2 separate regions of the Homo sapiens genome follow, and region 1 is linked to region 2. A link is a contact called in ENCODE Hi-C data. All regions are on one chromosome and are shown on one strand. The core of a region is the stretch at or near the end of the contact, and the rest is flanking DNA. Distances in the headings are between cores, read along the strand shown.

What was found. Hi-C counts contacts between places; a loop is a spot of excess contacts on that map. Pooled maps may share reads with other maps.
Region 1: a pooled map shows a loop between it and region 2 (2.4-fold over the local background). The contact joins two enhancer-like sites. A Hi-C loop is called at or near these places in 2 of 50 pooled maps.

What each region holds. Positions count from the first base shown.
Region 1 is chr6:52,722,266-52,726,733 of GRCh38, reverse strand. No RefSeq gene overlaps it. Among named protein-coding and RNA genes, the nearest start is that of GSTA2, 39 kb to the left of the region's middle. RefSeq lists silencers at 2,079-2,128, 4,177-4,291. Within about 2 kb of position 2,118, at least 17 of the 41 ENCODE cell types and tissues checked have a DNase peak (open chromatin) inside an H3K27ac peak, as active enhancers do.
Region 2 is chr6:52,153,337-52,157,970 of GRCh38, reverse strand. No RefSeq gene overlaps it. Among named protein-coding and RNA genes, the nearest start is that of LINCMD1, 4.6 kb to the right of the region's middle. RefSeq lists an enhancer at 1,531-1,580. Within about 2 kb of position 1,835, at least 3 of the 41 ENCODE cell types and tissues checked have a DNase peak (open chromatin) inside an H3K27ac peak, as active enhancers do.

The DNA.
Region 1 (4,468 bases), core at 869-3,368, 570 kb before region 2:
GCCAAACCATATCACCTATTTACAAACTGGGGAAGGGTTAAACTACTACAACGGATGATGAAGCACTCTGGGGCTCTCCTTTCCCTGGCCTTCATTGAGACAAGAGCAGAAAGCAGTTCAGGGATCTAGGAAAACACTGAGAGTCACAGCTGCAGGAAAAGTCTGCACCAACAGGAGCTGATGGCTTTCATAGAGAGAGATCCACTGTCAACCTAAGTAGCCCTGAAGACACGGTCAGTTTATAAATGACTGGACATTATGACAATAATTTATTACTGATTTGCTATAAAGTGTTATCCATTTTATGCTATATATAGTTTAGCATAGCTAGAAAATAAAGGGAAATTTATTTTTAATTTTGGGTATATATACAGATTTATATATTATATTTACCATACCAGATGTTAAACATTCTGACTATCACTCCTGGGTAGTCTGTGACATAAAAGTATGAAGATTTTTGTTAAGAAGTAATTAACATTTGGTATTTAATACTTACACCATCCGCCATTTTAATAGTGAGTTTATATATATATGTGTGTGTGTGTGTGTATAACTGAAGTGGATATTAATTTCTCTGCACTGGGGGAATTGGGTCAATATTTGAGCCATTAGGTATACTGACTTGCCAGTTTTCTGGGATATTCTTGAAGAACAAATATGTTTTAGCAACATTCTGCCAATTAGAGCTGCTTAGATGAGGCAGCTGTGAGTCAGCACAAATTTAATCTGTGTTGACTTTGCTCTGCCTTGCCTCCTACCTTTCTCCAATCTTTACTCACCTTCCCTCTGCACACAGCAGCTGTTTCAATATATTTGTCCTTTGAAACTTTGAATACAGTTGCAACATTCTAAGTCAACAGGGCAGCTAAGTATACCTAGCAGAAAAATTAGACTTTAACCTCAGAAATTGACAAAATCTTCTCAAGGATTATGGTTCCAATAAATACTGTTTAAAGTATTTTATTCATAGTTCTATTCAATAAAAGTTTATAGAGCACCTACTTTGTTCCCTGAATTGTTTTAGGCACAGAGAATGCCAGGAAAGACTAAGTCCTGAATGACAGGAACCAGAAGATCCAGTGAGCGAGGGTCTTAGTCAGAGGGAACAATGAGACAGGGTGTTGGTCAGGAACAAGTTGGGTGTGTTTTAGGTACACTAGTGTTGTGGGAGCAAGGCGAGGAAGTATTGAAAGATGAGGCCAGCATGGGTGTATTAGTTATCAATTGTTATATACCAACTCACCCCGAAGTTTAGGGACTTAAAGCAATAAATATTTATTATCTCACACAATTTCTGAAGGTCAGGAATCTGGGAGCAGCTTAGCCGGGTGGTTCTGAATCAGCATTTCTCAGGACGCTGCAATCAAGTCACTAACAGGCTGTGTCAGCTGAGGGCTTGACTGGGATCTGTTTCCATGATGGCTCACTCACATGGCTGTTGGCAGAGGCCTCAGTTCCTCTCTGAAAGTTGGCAATACATCTCACTTCTTTGGCATGCCTGCTTCTGTGTAGGACTGCTTGAGTGTCCTCAGGACATGGCAGCTAACTTCCCCTGGAGTATGTAAGCAAGAGGGAAACTACAATGTCTTTTATGACCTAGTATTGGAAGTTACACCTCTGATGATAGAGAAGGGCTGAGGACATCGCCTCGGGGGAGATAGCAGTTGGAGAAGAGAAGGCTGGGTGGAGCCAGCGAAGGCGTCTGAAGAGGAGGGGTCAGTGAAGTAGAAGGAAGTCCAAGAAAGTGTGGCATCATGAGGCCAACAGTCCGGCAAGAGGATGGAAGAGTGGACATTGAATTTGGTACCACGGAGGCTACTGCTGACCCGAGGAGAGAAGATGGGGACACAAGCCTGACTGGAGTGGGTTGAGGAGAAAATGGGACGTGAGGTAGAGGAGACAGCAGCTACCGGCAGCCGTTTTGAGAAATTTTGCTCCGAAAAAGGGCATATGGTTGGGACAGTAGACTTTCTCAGTGATCTAAAAGAGGAAGGGAAGGTTGAGTAGGCTGAGCTCAGTTTCATTTGCAATTGTGGAAAGTCACCTAAGAGTGGCTGAGTCTGTGCACTGAACTCTTTACAGCCACCAGGGAGGTCCCTTGGCTCTGGGCAGTGCGCCATCTGGTGCTCAGTCATGGAGTCAGCGTTAGACTGACACAGTAGGTTGGGCAATCCCTTTGCTGGAACAGAGACTTTTTTTCTCATAAATTTTAAATCCAAGTTGGAGTAAATTGCCAAAAGAACAACTAAAAAATGCTGACTGAAAGGCAGAGGTGCAAAGTTCTCCTCACTTCCTTTTAACCCCTTCCAATTTATTCCATTTTGTCTTTCTTATTCCCTCATCCTCTTCACCTTAATCCATGAGTCTCTCTGTATTTCCTTTTCCACTGTCCATTTCTATGACGCAGAATCTAACGATGCAGCTACAAGCCAAGAAACACCAAAGATTGCTGGCAGCCACCAGAAACCAAGAGAGAGGCTGGGAACAGATTCTCCCTTAGAGCTTCCAGAAAGAACCAGCTTTGCTGACCTCTGGATTCTGGACTTCTAGCCTCTAGACATGTGCAAGAATAATTTCTGCTGTCTAAGCCACCTAGTTTGTGGTAATTTGTTAGAGTGGCCACAGGAAAAGAATTCAACTACTTTGCAATAAAAAAAGGAATGAATACATAAAAAAGCACAGATGAATTTTGAAATAATTGTGCTGTGTGAAAGACACCAAACAAACAAAATACCTGCTGTATGCTTCTAATTATATAAACTTCTAGAAAATGCAAACTAACTCATTGTGACAAAAAGCAGATGAGTGGTATGGGGCCAGGCAGAAGAAAGGGATTTCCAAAGGGCATGAGGATGTGAATAAGTTCAGTATCATGATTATGATGATAGTCTCATAGGTGTATATGTGTGTTAAAACTTATCCAATTGAGGCTGGGTGTGGTGGCTCACTCCTGTAATCCTAGCACTTTGGGAAGCCAAAGCAGACGGATCACTTGAGGCCAGGAGTTCAAGACCAGCCTGGCCAACATGGTAAAACCCCATTTCTACTAAAAATACAAAAATTAGCTGGGTGTGGTGGCACACTCCTGTAGTCCCAGCTACTTGGGAGGCTGAGGCATGAGAATCACTTGGACTCAGGAGGTGGAGGTTGTAGTGAGCTGAGGTCACACCACTGCATTCCAGCCTGGAGGCAACAGAGCGAGTCTCGTCTCAAAAACAAAAACAAAACTGAAAAACTTATCCAGTTGTACACTTAACTCTGTACACTTTGTTTTTTTTTTGAGACAGTGTCTCGCTCTTGTCGCCCAGACTGGAGTGCAGTGGCCTGATCTCAGCTCACTGCAACCTCCTTCTCCCAGGTTCAAGTGATTCTCCTGCCTCAGCCTCCCAAGTAGCTGGGATTACAGGCGCCCACCACCACGCCCAGCTAATTTTTTGTATTTTTAGTAGAGATGGGGTTTTGCCATGTTGGCCAGGCTGGTCTCAATATTTCATATATATATAATATATTGCATATAATACATTATATAAAATACACATATATTTTAAAGTATCAATTATATCCCCTAATACAGTAATAAAACCAATAGATGCAAATAAACAATCACAAATCTATTATGTACATAAGCAAGCTGTACAATCCTTCTGCTCTCCAGCTGGTCTCTTCAGCTGCCTCTGTCCTTTGGAAGGCTTCCTTCTGCTTAGAAACAGGCCCAGGCCTCCACTGTCCTAACCTTCTTAGCCATGCACCCACACTCCTCAGAAGAAACCAAGAAACACTCCACAACAAATTTTTAAAGTTCTTTATCCTTGGCTAGTTTTCCCTTTTGCTATTTCCTTCTTTCTTTTCACGTCCAAAACTTGAGTAGTCTGCATTCTAGCTCTACTTCCTCTCTCAAAGTCTTGAATTTTAAATTCTTTTTTTTTTTTCCTTTGAGATGGAGTCTCGCTCTGTCGCCCAGGCTGGAGTGCAGTGGCACAATCTCGGCTCACTGCAAGCTCCGCCTCCCAGGTTCTCGCCACTCTCCTGCCTCAGCCTCCCGGGTACCTGGGACTACAGGCGCCCGCTACCACGCCCGGCTAATTTTTTGTATTTTTAGTAGAGACGGGGTTTCACCGTGTTAGCCAGGATGGTCTCGATCTCCTGACCTCGTGATCCTCCAGCCTCAGCCTCCCAAAGTACTGGGATTGTAAGCATGAGCCACCACGCCCGGCCAAATTTTAATTTCTTAATCAATGAACTAATCATCTTAGTTCTATGAGTTTCAAGGTCTTTTCTCAGTCTATCTTTAACTTTTATACTGCAAATACCAGGCCAAGCTCCCTTTCCATCAGCAACTTTCTGCCGCAGTCTCCCACCCTTCACCAAGCACTAGTGCTCAGATTTTCCTGTGGCTCATTTTTTCTTAGTTTCATGATTTATATATCTTCTTTGCCAACATGTTGTCACATGGATCCCACCCAGT
Region 2 (4,634 bases), core at 586-3,085:
AATGAAATGGTGAATGAAATGAGAACCTTAAAGCTGAGAGGCAGATGCAGGGCAGCGTGTTGGGACTCACTCACTTCCTAAATGACTCACTTCTACACAACAGCCTCAGAGGGAGCACAGATTTCTGTTTTAGTTAAATTATAAATGACTACGTCATGGGCTTTTGGAGTCACTGATGAAGAGTCAAAACTGTAATACCAAGTGTCTACAGTCTGTGTTCTTTGGGGGAAGTAGGAGTGGCATAAATGATGACCAACACATGCTGGGTGAGTTCCGTGGAAATAGGGTGCTCTACACAGGCTCCAGCTCATGGTCATGTCAGCTCTCCCGGATGCTCTTGGCTTTTTCCTAGTCTGGTTTTATTTACCTCCCCCTACTCCCACCTAAAGCTGATGCAGAGGGAAGTTTGTTGGCTCAGTTCCTCCACTATTTTAGCAGTTTGAAGCTTGGCAGCTCTGGCTGGAAGGACTCAGCGACATTCTTGCAAATGATTGAGGGACTGGGCTAGGTGGGGTCCCTGGGACTGAGGGAACCAAGGCTCCCTCCTGAGGGTGATGCTCAGAGATTCGGCCCAGTCTGATGATATTGTGACTCGTTATGATGTACACAATGAAGGCAGGGCCTCCCAGGGAGACCCAATGAGATGGAGGCAGGGAGGGACAAAGAGAAGTGAGAGAGGAAAATAAGATAACAAAGAGACATACTTGAAACTAGTAACACACAGAGAATTTTTTTAGTGTTTACACTCTCCACTGGGTTTTTGTGTTCTAAATGTTTGCCTCTTGATAATTCTTCAAGCCAATTCCCCTTGGGACTGTTTTGGATTCCTTTTTCTTCATTGAAAAGCATTCTGTGGATTAAATAAAAAGATGCTACTTGCCAACATGCAACTAGTTTTTTGGAAAATATACGGTTCAGGAATGCAGTATTTGCTTTCGGTATTTTTAATAAAACCTTTCTTTTTCCACCATACTCTCCTCCATCCTTCTTTCTCCACTCTTTTTCACCCCCTCTCATACCCTCATGCCCCAGCACACTCAATCCTTGCACATGTATGTGTGGTGATGAATAAAACACAATGATGAGCTTCAGTAGAGAGTGCCGAGAAGTGCCATTTGCCACTTGGAAATGCCGGGAGCCAGAGGAATGTCTGTAATATAAGAAGCTTATTTTTAAAAGGACTCCTTTTCTCTTTCCTTCTCTGGATTTTCTTTCTTTACCCTACACGTGTGTGTGTGTGTGTGTGTGTGTGTGTGTGTTTGCAGGCAGGGTGAGTGCTGTCCACTGCCACAGGCAGGGAAGAGAGCTTTTCTCCATTGTAAATGAAAGTGCTTTATTTTTGTGGGTGCCCCTTGCTGCTGTGGGACATTCCAGTTTGGGTAAGTCAGGTAGAACAGTGGGTCACTCGGGCCAACACGTTTTACTGAGTGTCCTTGGTTAGGGAGGTTGAAGCCCAGGAAAAGCTGGTCAACAGGTGGTTGTTTTATTGGGGTGGCATTTTTCCAGTTCTCCAAGGTGCCCACAGTTGCTGGTTCTGGAAGAGGATGTGGAATGACGGGGGCTGGGGGAAGTGGGAAGAGGAGACAGAGGCCATGAGGGCTTTCACATATGCGAAACAGCTGAGCCAAGCAGGGTCAAGCAGTTACAAGGGCATTGTTGTGAGCTTAGGCCACTGGGTGGAATCTCTCTGACCAATGGTCCTTCACCACAAAGCCCACAAAGGCAGGAAATGTGCACATTACTTAGAGGATGCCACTGGTCACAATTTGATTGCCCTCTAAGGGCTGTCAAACACCACTGAAACCTGTTCCTCCAGGCACTTCCTGAGTACCTGCGGTTTTGTGTGTGATGACTGAAGGGATATTTTTAAAAGCCATTGTAATGTTGCTACTGGTCTATTTCAATGAGAACTGAAAAAGGAGGCATGGGTCTTTAGCTTTTTTTATAAAAAGCAAGCTCAGGTAATCTGCCCACACTACCTTCACTGCATGCCTCCTCTGCAACCAACCCCAGAGAGGCAGGTAAAAATTTGGGATTGGAGGAAGTCTGGGGATGGAGTGAGATCTGCGGTGCATTGAGGCTCAGAGAGAGGTAATGTGGCCATATATGTAACTTGATAATAAGGAAAAGTTGAAAAGTTAGTGGTTTGTTTTTAAAAAGACATGAAATGCGTGTAAATGTCCAAATCACTGGGGTCCAAACAGCTGTGTCAAAATGGCCACAATAAAATTTTAGATACTCGGGCTAATATGAGCAAAGAGAGGGAAATTTTAAATAGCAACATTAAAGATACATGAAGTTTTTTATTCTCTCACATAGACTTTTTTTCCCCCTCTTGGAGTTATGAGAAAACAGAAACGATTCTGTCTTTTGGACTAACTGGAAGACAAGCCTGTTGTGATGGTTAATGTGTCAACGTGACTGGCTACAGAGTGCACCGATGTTTGGTCAAGTGTTAATCTGGGTGTTTCTGAGAGGGATGAGATGAATGTTTAAATTGGTGGACTGAGTAATGCAGATTGCCCTCATAATGTGGGTGGGCCTCATCCAGTAAAATTAAGGCCCAAACAGGTAAAAAATGTTGATGCTCCCCTGAGTAAGAGAAAATTCGTCCTGCTTGACTAACGTTGGGCTGGAATTACATCATTGGATCTCCTGGGTCTTCAGCTTCCTGCAGATTTTGGGACTTGTCAGCTTCCGTAGTCACATGAGCCAATTCCCTGCAATAAATCTGTTTCTGTTTCTCTGTCTCTCCGTGTGTGTGTGTGTGTGTGTGTGTGTGTGTGTGTGTATGCACATATATGTGAATATGTACTTATATATTCATATATATTGGTTCTGTTTCTATCTATAAAATAATTTACATTTTTTGTGAAGAGACTATTAGGTTGGTGCAAAAGTAATTGTAACTGCAACAATGCAATTACTTTTGCACCAACCTAATACCTGGGTGTGGTCCGGTGAGTCAAGCTGTGGAATGTCAGGAAATTTGGCTGTGAGTACATCGGCTTCTGTATCTTGGAAGTGTGGTTTCATAAGTGTAATTCCTGTTTATAATACTTTTTTCTATTAAGAGAACAATAATTCCTGATATTTTGGTTGAAAACTCTAAGTACCTGAGACCCACTTATTGGCCTTCTATGAAGAAAGAACTGAAAATTATTTTGGGGTGGATGAAAATGCAGCTATTCTTAGTTTCCCCAGAGGAAAATTCAAGAGGAAATGGGTTTACACAGCAGTAGGGGGGGGTTTATGTGGGGCATAAAGGAGCGTGTTCAGGACAAGGTTCTGTCAAGAATGTGCATGGAGCATGTTTCCTTGGCATACAGGATGGTCAGAGCAGGGACCACACGGGGTCTTGGATGACATAGTGTCTAAGGTGACCCCACCGACCCTTCCCCCAGCTCTCCCTGTCTGTAGGGATTTAGGGGGACACTGAATGGTGATTTAGTGAATGGTGAGTTAGGGTAAAACTCAGCCTTGTTTTTGAAAGAGCCATTAGGTGAAGGAATGGCCAGATGTACAGCAAGGATGGTGAGATCTGATTCACAGCAGGCTGCCAAACTTCATCTGCCATAGTGACCTGTGTTCTCTCCTTACATATTTTTATTGTTTTAAATTTGGATAGCCCTGACAGTTGGAAATTGGGAGTGGGGCAGGGGATTACTATTTTACATTATAAGCTTTAAAAATTTAAACCTTGTACATGTATAGCTTTGGGAAAAATAAAAAGACATAAAAATAAAAAATCTCTGTGGCTTACTTTTTGTTACAAGTAATACATGCTAGCTGGGAAAAATTTAGAAAATTCAGAGAGGCCGTCCTCCAAAAATCCATTGTCTAGAAATATTTACTCTTGGACCTTTGGTCTAGATTCTTCCATATTTTTCTTAACATATACATACATGTATTTTTCTTAAAAACAGAAATGGATTGTGTTAGTTTCCCTTTGTGAGTTAACAATATGTCTCCAGAGTGTCAAAGGGTATATATTTGATGCTATATGAGTTAGGGCACTTTTGTTTGCAAATGATGTAATTTCAGTGTTAAGTGCCTTAGGTAAAAAGGAATACAGAATATAGGAACTGGGCCTTGGGAACAACCACGTCCAGGACTGAAATACCTCTGGGGCTCTGTATCTGTTCTCTCTTTGGTTTCTTTTTAAGTAATTGGTTCATTCTTATCTCTTACTAAGCACTACTGAGAAATACTGGGAATAATTTTGAAGCTTCACATCTTTCTATTTTAACTTTCCAAGGAAACACAGCTTTAATTTTTATAGACCAATAATCCAAACTCCCATGAAAGGGCTCACTAGGATGGCTTAAGTTAGAGAAAGGTGCATGGTTGTAAAGGTTCTTGGGGAAGCATGGTGAATGGAGGGAGGGAGAGGTAATTTTAAGAATAGCCAAGGGGGCTGGGTGCAGTGGCTCACGCCTGTAATCCCAGGACTTTGGGAGGGCAAGACGGGTGGATCATGAGGTCAAGAGATTGAGACAATCCTGGCCAACATAGTGAAACCCCGTCTCTACTAAAAATACAAAAATTAGCCAGGCGTGGTGGTGGGTGCTTGTAGTCCCAGCTACTTGGGAGGCTGAGGCAGGAGAATCACTTGAACCCAGGAGGCAGAGGTT